Linked DNA regions of Homo sapiens: region 1 is linked to region 2. A link is a contact called in ENCODE Hi-C or POLR2A ChIA-PET data. All regions are on one chromosome and are shown on one strand. Each heading gives the region's core, a stretch centred on a gene start or an enhancer-like site at or near the end of the contact. The rest is flanking DNA. Distances are from core to core; before and after follow the strand shown.

Region 1 (6,789 bases), core at 653-3,152, 71 kb before region 2:
TCTTAAAGGCAAATACAGTCTAAGATTGGAGGGAAGTGGATTTTTGGATCCTGGTCTTGAAGGGAAGCTACTATAAATTGCTTCCTAAGGCCTCACTACCTCTGAAATCACCAATTGCTTTGATGAATCCAAGCTTCATCATTCTCAAGGCACCCACTGTCCTGGGTCCCTACATCAATGAGGCTTGTGTGTTTTTGTATGTAAAGGCTTATTCCTTATGCAGAGTCTCACTAGTCTGTCAACCAAGACCAGCTTTTTGGGCATATAATGCCTGGGAAGGGGTGGATTTAGAAGCCTCCAAACAAACTCCTCAGTCCTAAAATAATCTCACCCTCCTTACTCAGTTGTCTCAGTTCCTGAACCTTCACTGGGCTCATCCCTTTGAGTCTTTAAGACTTTACAGTTTTAAAGAGTTCCATGATCAAAGACAAAACCACTGGGAGGGAAAGCATGAATCATGAGAATATTGAATTAGACTGCTCTCCAAGAACACAGTGCAAACAAATTCACCTGAGGCAGGAAGGGTCTCTGAAAGACAAACTTCATCAGTTTTGCTAAGGATCAACCCTACAATAGCATAGCCCACCAGATAGATGGGGAAGCCGAGGTTCAGAAAGATTCAAGTGCCTACTCAAGGGCAGACCCAAGGATCTGATCTCAGGTGTTCTGTCCCCTGCTCAGAGTTCCAAGCTGTGTTGCTATGAGGTCCCTATTCTAGCTTATGTAGCTTTTGTTCTCTTCTGTGCAGACTGTGAGTGGCTGTCTAATGCCTTTTAGAGAATTATTTATGCTTTGGGAAAGCCCTGCTCTGCCTCCCAGGCTTGTCACTCTAGCATATGAACAATCTATATCCAACTATTGGGGTTAGCTTTTGGTCCCTGCATCTGCTTCTATATGTTTATGCAGGCAGTCTCTCTTAATCCATTACTTAATGAAAGGGAAAAGACTGGAGCTAAGCTGAATGGTAAAGAAGGATTTCATCCCATAGGATCTAGCACTCAACAGAAACTTTCCTGTTTCCTGGAAAATGCAGATTCAGAACAGGGATGAATTTTTGGTCTGGATTAGAGATCTAGAGGAGACATGTTCTTCAATTATGATTGAGAATTAGGAACATCCCACACCCCGGGAACACTCCACTCCCTTTCTTTAGAGCCATCTGATCCCAGCGAGTCCGACAGGCACTAGATGCTGTCACCCACTGCCCACTCTTTGCTGTGGGGCCCTGGGGAAGATCATTTAGCTGACCTAAGCCTCAATTTCTCTCCTTTGTAGATAAGACTAATATCATTTGTCTTATTTTACGACACCGCAGTAATTTATCAGGCATGCAAACTTTCAAAGGTTAAAATTGATGTACAAATGAAAGCTGGTGTAATACTCGAGGCAAGCAGGGGAAAGAATGGACGGTGGTCACGCCAAGAGGGGTGAAGTTGGAGCTTCCAGGTTAGGCAGGGCACACCAGAGTTCCAGGAGCCAGGTATGGGGGAAGTGTGGCGTCCCCAGACAGGGGCACGATGTGCTGGGAAGGGTGTTGGGGCCGGGCTGGGGTGCGTGTCGGGGCTCCAGCTGCAGTAGCAGATGCTTTGCGGCGGAAGCGGGGAGTCACGGGTTGACCTGGGGAGGGAGGGACCCACATATGAGCATAGGTGGGTGAAGGGGACCCGGGTTCACCTTTCAGCGCCTCTTTCATCGCGACGCGTTCCTCTTTGCTGAACTGAGAAGGGATTCGCGACGCCCTTTGATGCTCCCCGCTCCTCGGGCCCATCGATCTGGAGACGGTAGGGAAAACTAGGAGCAGCATAGCCACCAGGGCCAGCACGCAAACGCACCGCTGAGCCATGCTTCTCTCGAGCTCCTGCTGTCAGGCTACCGGGGTAGTTCTGACCTAAACGCCCAGACTAGCGTTTCTTGGCCCTAGCTCTGCTCTTATTCCGGCAAACAGCCTTAGCCACACCCCATATCCAGATCTGACCAATCATCGCTTCGCTAGGACAGCGGAACAACCAATTGACAGAATGACCCCGCCCAGGATCCTTAAGGCCTTTCGAGGGTTGTGGGTTTTCGTGCTGAGGCCAGCAGTTCCTGCAGAGCAGAGGTGAGGTCGGGCTCCAGGCTAGAGTCATGTCTGGTCCGCACTTGATCTCTCACCCATAAATCCTTTCCTGTATGACAACAAATCAAATAAAGGAGGAAAAGCAAAATAAAATGCACGAAGCTTATCAGACCATACTCTGCTGCTCGTTTTTTCCGAAGCTTAGAACCTGACTACAATTCCCTAGATCCTGGGGCGGGGGAGCTCTCTAGGTTCCCAGCTTGATTTCATCTGAAATTGGAACAAATTGCTCTGTTTATAGATACTGCTTTGAAATACCAGCTCAGAGGGTTGGCTCCTGTTTAGAAATTTCATTGAAAGTGCTTTTAATATTAATGTTAACACTACATTTTTGCAACTCTAGACAAGTACAGTAAGACTGAAGGATTTTTAGAAAGATTACTATAAAATATTTAAGAGAATTTTGATGTATAAATAATTTTGATGTATTCCACAAGTGAAATTTTATGGTTATTCAGAGTAGAGGATCATTCTGGAAAAAAGAAAACCTGTCTTATGTCACAGAAATATAAAATCAGATTTCCTGAAGCCAGAATAAATCGTTCCTTTCAGATTTCTTGATGCAATTTTATCTGGCATCACTCTCAAATTTTAGAATTCTCAAGAAAAATTCAGTAAGTGCTATACAACCAGTAAGGCCATATTGCTACCTGTGACCAAAGCTACAGGTTCACAGTCCTGGTGTTTGCATTTCATTTAAGATTTGCTTAAAAAAAAAAATTCAGCCATGTAGTTACTTTTCTTTTCTTTTCTTTTTTTTTCTCTCTCGGTGCCCAGGCTGGAGTGCAATGGGGCGATCTCGGCTCACCGCAACCTCCGCCTCCCAGTTTCAAGCAATTCTCTGGCCTCAGCCTCCCAAGTAGCTGGGATTACAGGCATGCACCACCATGCCTGGCTAATTTTGTATTTTTAGTAGAGATGGGGTTTCTCCATGTTGGTCAGGCTGGTCTCGAACTCCCGACCTCAGGTGATCTGCCCACCTCGACCTCCCAAAGTGCTGGGATTACAGGCGTGAGCCACCACACCCTGCCTAGTTACTTTTTAATAGCAACTTTAAAACAGTATCATGAAATACTTCACATATTATAAAGATATAAAAAATAACATAATGAACATTTCTGGATTCACCACCTAGTTTAAGATTTAGAATGTTAAAAATAGAGTTGAAATTTAAACATGAACATTGACATAATTTTTAGTAAAAAGTAGCTTAATCTCTACCTAACTTTAAAATTTTTTTAAAAGAGACTTTTTATTTTATATATTTATTATTTTTTAAAATTATTATTATTTTTGTAGAGATAGGGTTTCACTATTTTGTCCAGGCTGCTCTTGAACTCCTGGACTCAAGCAACCCTCCCATTTAAGCCTCCCAAAGTGCTAGTATTACAGGAATGAGCCACCACACCCAGCACAATTTTTATGATTGTAAAATTCATGTATATTTATGCCCTTGTGAAATATTTGGAACATTAAGTATAAAGAAAAAAATCACATGCTATCCCAATATCCAGAGACGTTCACTCATCATATTTTGATGTTATCCAATCTTTTTTCTCTGCACACAAATACCCACAAATGAAGGATGTCCCTGTTTTAAAATGAAACAGATGCATATACTGCATCCAAAGTTCTATGTTCTGCTTTTTTTCCTTTAACATTATGTCATAAACACTTCCTGGTCCTTAAATATTCTTTAAATTATCTTATCACATAATATTTGATAATTAAGAGTACGTACAACGTGTATGTAAAGTAAATAATAACATGAACACCCGTGATTTGGAGTTTAGACCTAACTGGTCAAACTGCATTTTTTCTCCTGTCACTGCTCCAATTCTTGCAATCTGTCTAATTCCCACACTGTTCCCAGATCTAGCCAATCATGGAAAATTATCAGTAGCATTGAAGGTGCATGTGTTCTATTGCCTTTATTTTCCAACTCCCTGCCCAAGGTAATTGTATGACCGTGTTGTGTGTTTTAAATAGTTCTACAACATATGTATGATATACATATATGTATAGTGTGTGTGTGTGTGTATATCTTATAAAAATGACATCATGTTGTGTGTAGTCTTCTGCAATTTGCTCTTTTTACCCAACACTGTTTGTGGGATTTATGCATGCTGTTATATCTTGCTACAGTCTATTGACATTATTGTACATGTCTCCTGGGCCACAGGTAAAAGAGATTCTCTGGAATATATATCTAGGAGTGAAAATGCTGTGTTGTACTGTATGTTCTATTTTACAAGAGAAGGCTGAATTATTTTCCAAAGTGATTGGAACAATTTATACTAATCAGCAAGGTAGTGCATAGTATATAAGTTCCTGTTGCTTCACTTTCTCACTAGCTCTTGGCATTGGCATTTCCAATATCTTCATTTTGCCCATTTAGTGCCTGGAAAATATCTCCTTGTGGTATTATTTTGTACTCTCTAGTTTGTTAAAGAGTTTAAGCTTTATTTATTTATTTATTTATTTATTTATCATAGGGTCTTGCTCTGTCACCCAGGCTGGAGTTCAGTGGCACAAGTATAGCTCACTGCAGCCTCCAACTCCTGAGCTCAAAGAATCCTCTTGCCGCAGCCTTCTGAGTAGTTAAGATTGCAAGTGAACACCAACACCTTCAGCTAATTTTTAGAAGTTTTTTTATAGAGACAGTGTCTCTCTATGTTGCCCAGACTGGTCTTGAACTCCTGGCCTCAAATGATCCTCCTGCCTTGGTCTCCCAAAGTGCTGAGATGACAGGCTGAACCACCATGCCTGGCCTAAACATCTTTAAATATGCTTATTTGCCATTCATGTTTCTCTGGTAAAATGACTGTTCATATCTATTGCCCATTTTTGTTTAGAGCTGTCTTCTTATTGAATTTTAAGGGTTTCTATATATTGTGGAGTCTAAAATTTTGTCAGTTTTATTTAAATTATAAATATTTCTCTTCATTTGTGTCTTGTGTTTTTATTTTTTTAATGGCCTTTTGATGGGTTGAAGTCTTAATAATATAGTTGAATTTATTATTATATTCTTTTATAATTAGTGATGTTTTCTTGCTTAAAAAATCTTAACAAATCTAGTCCAAGGTCATAAATATATATATATATATGAATTTTTAGTAAAAAATAGCTTAATCTCTACCAAACTTTAAAAATTTTTAAAAAGATACTTTTTATTTTATGTATTTATTATTTTTAAATTTATTATTATTTTTGTAGAGATAGGGTCTCACTATTTTGCCCAGGCTGCTCTTGAACTCCTGGACTCAAGCTTTTTCCCTTATCTTCGAATTAGAGAAAACAATAGTGCCTACCTCATATTAGTGTTTTGCCCTCTGCAATACGATAATGAAGGCAAAAGAACTTTTTGTGCACAGAGGACTGTAGAAAAAAAAATGATTAATTCATGTTCAGTCTTTCATCTCTGACCATTTGACTCTGACAGGTGCCATCCAGATTCCAACAGTGACTTTTAGCTCTGAGAAGTCCAATACTACAGCCCTGGCTGAGTTCGGAAAATACATTCATAAAGGTCAGCTGCAAATCAGGGGCAAGGGGTGGGTGGTAGAAATAGCAATGGAGACACAGTTCTTTTACAAAGTGATAAAGAAGTTTATTTTGTGACTGATCAGAGGACAATCTAATTCCCATGGGCAGAGTAGAGACTGTAGATTTGCTCTTGGAAAAACTAAGCCACCATATGTAGGGCAACGATTGAGAGTTCATCCAGCCATTGCATTAGAGTATAAACTCTCTCAAACTTTGCCCTACATATGTGTCATTCAATAAATGTTAAATCATCAAAAAGTAGAACTAGGATTTCCTTCTACTTGTGCAACTGCCCAGAACTATGTTCCATGCTCCTCCCACCCCTACCTCCTTACACACCCAAACACACCGGTACATATACACTCCACGTACTCAGGCCTACCCCAGATTCATTACTAACACATTTCTAGGCCTCTAGGCAGTCAACAACTTTGAGCTATAACATCAGTCTTTTTCCCTCATCCCTACCACCCATTGAGTACAGAGCTGAGGAAGGATGGGTCAGAGGAAAAAAGGATTCTTGGAACTCCTCCCTCCCCTTATGAAAATCTCATGGAGAGTGATGAGATTACCTTCCTAAATCTAATTAAAAACAACCCCTCCAAAGTTGTCAGAGGTGGGAGAAGGTGGCCTAGGAGCAGCAAGCAGCCCCCTCTCTAACACCCTGGGACAAATGGCTCTGGGATTAGCCATGCATGGTGGCGAGCACCTGTAGTCCTAGTTACAGGAGGCTGAGGTGGGAGGGTTGCTGGATTCCAGGAATTCAAGGCTGCAGTAAGCTATGAATGTGCCACTGTGCTCAAGCGTAAGTGAGAGAGCAAGACCTTGTCTCTGGAAAAAAAAAAAAAAAAAAAAAAAAGAAAGGAAGGAAGGAAAAAACAAAAATGAGTGGCTCAGGGATTAATGCCCAGTAGCCAAGCTGAGGCCAGGCTGAAAAGGCTGGAAGTCTTTACTAAATAGGAGACAAACATAGGAAAGGAAATGTATAGTGACAGTAAACTAGATAAGCTAAGTGACAAGATAAAACCATATTCTTCTTCAGTTTTTGGGTATCCACAGAATTATATGTGAATTCTTCCAAAAAGCCCAGAGACAGATAAAATTTATTTCTCCTATGTAGCTAAGGT
Region 2 (7,160 bases), core at 2,504-5,003:
ACTTTGTCTCAAATTAAAAAAAAAAAAAAAAGAAAAGGAAAAGAAAAAAAACAAAGATGACCACAAATCTTTGTGGCCTTGAATGTGACTGCTCTGGGCTGGAGGTGAGACAGCTGAGTGAACGCCTTGTATTTGACAGCGACCCCATCCTTCCCCTCTTCGCCCTGCTCCCACCCTCACAGCCCCTTCCCTCAGCTCACCTGCTCTAAGTCCCAGTAGCTGCGAATGTCCTCCTCTGAGTCGTACAAGGAGAGCTCAGCATCCCCTGGAGCCTGGAAGGGAGGAAGCCAGTGCAGAATGAGCTTCAGTGACTGAACAGCAAAGTTGGTGCATGGTGGCAGGAAAAGGGACAGGTGGCCGGCTCTGGTTGGACGCTGCTTCCTGACACATGACTTATCCTCTTGCCCCTTCCCTTACCTGCCTCACAAAAACAGCACGGCTGTGGTCTTCCCCCTTATACCAGACAGGTGTGTATCGCGGTCTTCCCTCCTTTGTGGGCCGTTAGAGGCAGGGAAGGTTTTACTCAGCTTAGAAAAACTATTGGCTAGCTGCCTGACCTTGGGGAATTCCTGTCCTCCTGGGAATATATTTTCTAATCTGTTCAAGTCTGATAACCAGCCTCACTTTGCCTGCTTTGTCCCTCACAATGCTGTTGAAAAGGTGTGTGTTTATGTGTGTGATTTGTATCTGTGAATGGTCTATAATATGTAAGTATATATTATATAAAATATAAATTATTTATAAGTCTATGACTAATCAAGTATACATACCAACTAGAGTAGCTGAACATGATTAGGGCACTAACAACTAATGCAGCTTCCTCCAGAATCTCCCTCTTTGCTCTGCGGACAAATTCACGAAGCAGGAAAGCCCGTTGTTTCCCCAGGGTTTCCCTCTAGGCATGGAGGGCAGGAGCCAGCGCCCTGTGTGTTCCTGGGCAGTCTTTCAGCACTTAGAACAGATGGTTTCACCTTCATCAGTCTCTTAAGGCAAAGAGCAAATCATTGCTCTAGGGCCAGAAAAGCCTTTCTTATGACCCACAGAGGGCAGGGGAGGTTTTTACCCAGGGCTGGGGCACAACAAGAGTCTTGGGAGGCCAAGGGCAGGAGCTGAGCTGGGAGGGGACCCTGAGGGCTAGAGATGACTGGGGATCTGGGCAGGGACCCCAAGGAGGTAGGCTTTTTCTGACTCCCCAGTCTTCTGGAGTTTTAGATGGTGTTATTTGTATCCCATTTGTAACTTACTGAGCTAGTAAATTAAATGTCAAAAAGCTGAGACAAAACTCAGACCCAATCTCTTTATCCCTCACCAGCCTGAAATCTCTAAGCTCCGGTAAGTTAAAATGGGTAGGCTTACTCCCCTCCCCTCCCTTCCCGAAAGCCCCCTTTAGAAAGAGATGAGGAGGAGGCAGGGAACGATGCCAGCAGAGTGGGCCTGCTCTACTATGCTTTGGGTGTTTGTGCAACCAGAAAACTTATATTGATAAAGAATTTTTACAATACACAAAGTGCTTTCAAGTGACACAAAAGATGTAATTATCATTTAACCCTAAAACAAAATAAAAGAAAAATGCAGAGAGGTAGGTAATGTTAGTTGATGGTGCTCATTCTATAGATAAGGAAACAGATTCAGAAAACTGAAATGGCAGACTTGATATTGGAACTTAAACCTTCTCCTGTGTTCTTTCTAATAATGCCTCTTGGTCCTGCTATTTCAGTGCCTTGGAGCCTAGGATTCCCCAGGTGCAAGAACCTTACCCCTTGGAAGTTGTGTCCTGGGGTCACGTCTCTAGCATTTGCCTGGGCAAAGAGGACTGCGTCATGTATGCTGGGAAAGACGTGCTTGCATTCTAGACTCCCATCCTCAAAGACGCCTCCATGGCTAATGTCATTGTACACCTGGGCTAGAAGGAGAAAAGATCACCTTCAGAAAGATAACAGCCATTGTGGATTGGAGCTGGGGGTGGGGAAGATAGTGAGACCAGAGCAGGGATGGGAGAGGCCTGAGGTCCCAGCTCTTGCTGTATCTGAGGGCCATGGCATTGGCAGTGCAATATCAGTTTTGGACGGCAGAGGGCAACATGAACTTGAGGATGCTGAAGTTTCAACCCAGAGCAGAAGGAAGCAGTTTGATTTAGGGAGTCAGTACTTTGTGGTGATTCGAGTGGAAAAGCCTAAGCCATCCTTGAAGAGGCCGCTGCCAGTTCTATCCCCCAAGGACCCATCCTTCCTCTTGTTTTCCCAGACCTTTCCAGCAACTTCCAATGTGTGGCATTGGAAGTTTGTGTGGATTACTCTTAATCCTAGAGATGGTTTCCTGAGGGGGTGTCCAGTGAGGTTGGGGAGAATCCACTGCTTCTAACTCCAGAACATATCATAGCAGGTCATTGCCACTGCAGATTCTCTCCCCGAACGTGGCCATGCGGAGCTTGGGAACTGCAGCCCTGCTGGAGGGGGTCTGACCCAGTGCAGGGAGCTGGGTGTGTGTGTATGTGCCCCTTCACATTCTCCTGTGTGTCTGTGTGCACTTGCTCCCACATCTCTGCACTTTGCGTACATGCTAGTCATGTAAATGTCTGCTGCCCTGTGGCCACGTCCTTGAGGCTGTGTATATGCACCCTTTGGAGGCTGTATGCCTACAAAACTGCATATTTATATGTTCCCTGGGGAATTAGGGTACCGTGTGCTCTATGCCTATATCGATTCACAGAGTTTCTGATTGGGAGAGGATCCCCAAATCCATCTAGTCAACCCTCTCGTTTTACATAGGTAGAAATAGATCCCTTGAGAGATAAAGTGACTCGGCCAAGGATACGTGGCAAATTAGTTATGGGGTAGATTAGAATCCTAGCTGTCCTTCTGTAACTCCATGACCTCCTCACCCCCACTCTGTCACTAAGGCCCCTAGGATGTTTATGCAATCTGACCAGTCTCTTTGGACTTGTACCTGAAGCTTTTATGAGCAGGCAGCAGCTTGTGGGGGATAGCTGGGTGCTCTCGTTTCCAACCTCCTCACTATTCAGACCCCACCAACCTGTTCCTACCCCACACTCCTTGCCAGTCTTTCAGTCCCTAAATGTCCTCTTTCTCTTACCATGGATGTTCACCAAGAAGACCTTCACGCCGATCTTCCCATAGGTGGAGCTCAGCTAGAAGTGTTGTTGGGGTAGGGAGGCAAAAGGAAAGGAATGTTCTGAGTGGGTCTCAAAAGTGATTCACAAAACGTACTTCAGAGGGGAAGCCAAACAAATAAGCAACCCTGAGAGCCCAGCAGCCAAAGACAAAAATAGCAGCAAAGCACACCACTTCTCCCTGGAGTGTTGGCTGACGGTTTCTCTGGGAAGTGGAGCGGAAATGGACTTTTGCCAACGTGGCGGGCACTTAAAGTCACCATGGCCCCTTCTTGTGGGGCTAGATATTTTCTTTTTTTTTCTTTTGAGATGGAGTTTCACTCTGTTGCCCAGGCTGGAGTGCAGTGGCGTGATCTTGGCTCGCTGCAACCTCCGCCTCCTGGGTTCAAGCAATTCTCTGCCTCAGCCTACCGAGTAGCTGGGACTACAGGGGCCCGTCACCACACCTGGCTAATTTTTGTATTTTTAGTAGAGGCGGGGTTTCACCATGTTGGCCAGGCTGGTCTTGAACTCCTGACCTTGTGATCCACCTGCCTTGGCCTCCCAAAGTGCTGGGATTACAGGAGTGAGCCACCACGCCCGGCTGATCTTTTCTTTCAGTAGCTTAGATTCTCAGACTTCTTTGTGGCTTCAGACAGAAGCTGCAGGGGAGGATGGAGGCTCAGGGAGTCTAGAGCTTCAGCCAAGGCTGGCCTGGACTCCAGATCCTGGCTAAGGAAGCCGGCTGAGGCCCAAGGCTGGGTATGGGGCCTGCCCTGCGCCTGGTTGATGGTGAAGGCAGTCCGAACACTCTCTGTGCCCATTGTTCCCCTGGCTTGCCTCTATCTGAGCCAGCTCTGAGGTTTGCTGACTCCCGCCATTGGCGGTGGCTGCTGGAAAGTTATCAGATGGATACATTCATTCAAGGTGTCCCGTGGGCTCTCTGTTTGGCCTGATGGTGTGGGGCACTGGTATTATTCCTTCTCCTGTCCTAGGGTGGCCGGTGAATGAGGGACAAGGGCAGCAGATCATGAACCAGGAGCCAAACCGGACCCTCCTCAGAGAACCTGGGTGGGTTCCTGATGGCTGAGAGGGACTTGGGATGGCCACTGCTGGGGGTGTTGGGAGCACAGGGGCCTGAAACTCTGGTAGACTTGTCCCGCCACTCATTGTCATGGGCCGTCTGGGCCTGCTCTGTGGAGAATGTCTCAACCTGGTGGCGTCTGGGGAAAGGAGGGATTCCTAGGAGCTGTTAGTCTCCCCAGTGAGCTTCCTCCCTCAGCTTCCTGAAATGAGGGCTCCCAGGAAAGGGAATGTGGAGAGCAGAGCGGAGGGGGTGGAGTGGGTGGTGCTTGCTGTTCCCGAGGGCCTCACCTTGGCCAGGGCCTTGATGCCCATCAAGTCCACGAAGCTGACTCCACTCATGTCCAGGATGAGGGTGTGGAAGGTGACGAAGGGTGGGACGCTGGCCAGCATGTCACTGGGCTCGCCGGGGGCCTCAGCGGAGGCTGGTGGCTCACTCTGGGCAGGTGAGGAGCTGTCAGGGCTGAAGGTGATATAGGACACGCTGGTGCCGTTAGCCGGGGTCTGGTTGTTGTTGGGGTCGGTGGGGGGCGCATTCTCAAAGTCCTGCTGCAGCTCCTGCAGGGAGACAGTCTGGAAGGGTGGGGACAGTGGGCAGAGTCAGGGACCACCAGACTGAGCCAGACCTTGCTGTGACTGAAGCAGGGGCATGGAGGGTGTAGGTGTAGGGGAATAACTCGCCTCGGTGATGGTGAACACAGACCCTGAAAGCTCCACCAGAGAGGCCTCTCCCAAAGCCCTTTCTTAGGCAGGGCCTGCAAACTTGGTCTCCTACAACCCAGACAAAGTCAGAGGACCCAGCCAAGAGAGGCACTGAAGCCTCAAGCCCACTCTCTCTGGGAGAAAGCCCCTCCGGGGACACTGAGCTCCTTTATTTCTTGAGACAGAGTCTCCCTCTGTTGCCTAGGCTGGAGTGCAGTGGCACTATCTCGGCTCACTGCAACCTCTGCCTCCCGGGTTCAAGTGATTCTCGTGCCTCAGCCTCCTGAGTAGCTGGGATTACAGGTGCCCACCACCACGCCTGGCTAATTTTTGTGTATTTTTAGTAGAGACAGCGTTTCGCCACGTTGGGCAGGCTGGTCTCGAACTCCTGAACTCATGAGAGTGATTCTCCCATCTCGGCCTCCTAAAGTGCTGGGATTACAAGGATTACTGCCATGGCCACCCCAGCCTTGCTAGCCCTGGGCTGCCTGGGTTCCCCAGGAAATTCACTGCTGTTCCCCCTCTGGGTTGTTCAAAAGTCCATGGGCCATGTCCTATCTTAGCCAGAAAATGGAGAAGGGCCTTGGGGGTTCAGTGGCTTCCCTGGGAGATGGTAGCACCTCATCCAAGAAGAAAAATGCCCAGGCTGGGCGCAGTGGCTCAGGCTTGTAATCCCAGCACTTTGGAAGGCTAAGGTAGGTGGATCACCTGAGGTCAGGAGTTTGACACCAGCCTGGCCAACATGGTGAAACCCAATATCTACTAAAAATACAAAAATTAGCTGGGTGTGGTGGCACCTGTAATCTCAGCGACTTGGGAGGCTAAGGCAGGAGAATCGCTTGAACCCCAGAGGTGGAGGTTGCAGTGAGCCAAGATAACGCCATTGCACTCAAGCCTGGGTGACAAGAGCAAAATTCCATCTCTAAAAAGAAAAAGAAAAAAAAGAAGAAAAATGCCCAGCGGCCACCAGGCAGTGTTCCCAGAGACTTTCTGTCTTTGCCTGTCAGGGTGGGAAGCGGGGCCCCCAGGGTACCATGAGTAACAGGGGGCAGTATCAGAATGGGCAGGAGAGCAGGGCACGGGGCTGCTTCTGGCCTTCATTCACCTTGGTTTTCATGAATAGAGACCTCCTCTGTTGTGTGGGCCTCATTCTCCGCTTCTCCTGCTTCTTGAGGTATTTTTGCTTGGCTAGTAATACTTTCTGGGGGTCCATGCCTGTCTGCAGGGAGAGAGCCAACAGCAATCTTGACCTCCACCCTCTATGGGAGTGGCCTATTCTCAGCTCCCACCGCCCTTCTGCTTCCATTTTCCGGCCACTCTCTGTCCAGAGCCTCTGGTCGCCAGGGACTGAGCCTTACCTTGGCGATGACCTTTTGCCTGAAGATCTCTGAGTTGGCAAAGTAGAGAGGGGAGCAGTACGTGATGATTTTAATCCCCTGGATATCCTGGGCCTGTGACAGGGAGACTGAGCTCAAGTTGCAGAAATGTCTTTATTGGCTTTAAAAAGCAACCTCTTCTTGGGGTGGTGCAGAGCAAAAGAAGGAGGTCATAAGCTTGAATTACCTACCCTATTATAGGTCTTGGGATTCACATAAATGTCAGTGTCCATGACCTGGGCCAGTGCATAGCCATTTCGACTGGATGAAGCAGGAAGAGAAAAACATAAGAGAATGCTAATGGCACATGGGCCTGGAAGGGTGCCCCTGCTGGGGCGGGGGCAGAGCCAAGGTAGGATGGGGTCCTGTCCTCACCCCCAGACTTGCTGTGTCTGTCTTTTTGCACTGGAGACACATGTCTGGTGGCCTGTGGCCTCCTATAACTATGAGGATGACAGGCAGGTCCTTGACATAGCTCCCAGACCACAGGGCAGGGGAGAGAAGTGGTGGGAGAAGTGGTGGGAGTCGCCCTGAAGTCATCATTTCCTTGTTCTGAGTTCTCAAGAAGAGAAGATAGGATTCCCCCAACATTCAGCGTACTCCCTGCCTGGGCCAAGACCCCTTCTCTGTAATACTCCCAGTGTGTAGAACACAGCTTCTGTCTTCCACCCTGGCGCTCTCCTGGGGTGGGGTCCCATTTGGTTTGGGGTTCTGGCAATGTCTTTGGAAGGATGTTGAATCTCACCACCTGCCCTTGCCCTCCTTTCTCTGCCACTGCCCTCTCCCCAGCCATCCCCAGCAAGAGTATGCTGGCTTTCTCTGGGGTTTTCAAGATATGGGAAGTCAAACAGCCCAGACTGTGCCCACAGTCCTGGCTGGGTTGGGCTCTC

What was found. A loop is a pair of places that touch in the nucleus more often than their neighbours do. ChIA-PET counts read pairs that join two places held with the same protein, here RNA polymerase II (POLR2A). Pooled maps may share reads with other maps.
Region 1: a loop to region 2 is called in a pooled map, with 2.9 times the contacts of the local background. The contact joins the promoter of PM20D1 here to the enhancer-like site in region 2. A Hi-C loop is called at or near these places in 3 of 168 maps with a recorded cell type or tissue (MCF 10A, heart left ventricle and mesothelial cell of epicardium) and 5 of 50 pooled maps. POLR2A ChIA-PET finds 5 or more read pairs at or near these places in 2 of 52 experiments (GM10248 and activated CD4-positive, alpha-beta T cell).

The regions. Positions count from the first base shown.
Region 1 is chr1:205,848,230-205,855,018 of GRCh38, forward strand. It overlaps PM20D1 (peptidase M20 domain containing 1), which reads right to left and starts at 1,903. Exons shown (of 13, transcript NM_152491.5): 1 at 1,675-1,903. The coding sequence starts at 1,843. LOC107985250 (a long non-coding RNA gene) reads left to right here and starts at 6,526. Exons shown (of 2, transcript XR_001738417.2): 1 at 6,526-6,789. RefSeq lists an enhancer at 1,832-2,126.
Region 2 is chr1:205,917,083-205,924,242 of GRCh38, forward strand. It overlaps SLC26A9 (solute carrier family 26 member 9), which reads right to left. Exons shown (of 21, transcript NM_052934.4): 14 at 6,462-6,531; 15 at 6,253-6,345; 16 at 6,000-6,113; 17 at 4,484-4,765; 18 at 3,094-3,148; 19 at 1,758-1,903; 20 at 201-272. Among named protein-coding and RNA genes, the nearest start is that of SLC26A9-AS1, 14 kb to the right of the region's middle. RefSeq lists enhancers at 2,951-3,482, 3,483-4,013. Within about 2 kb of position 3,754, at least 11 of the 41 ENCODE cell types and tissues checked have a DNase peak (open chromatin) inside an H3K27ac peak, as active enhancers do; they include heart left ventricle, where a contact is called at or near this core.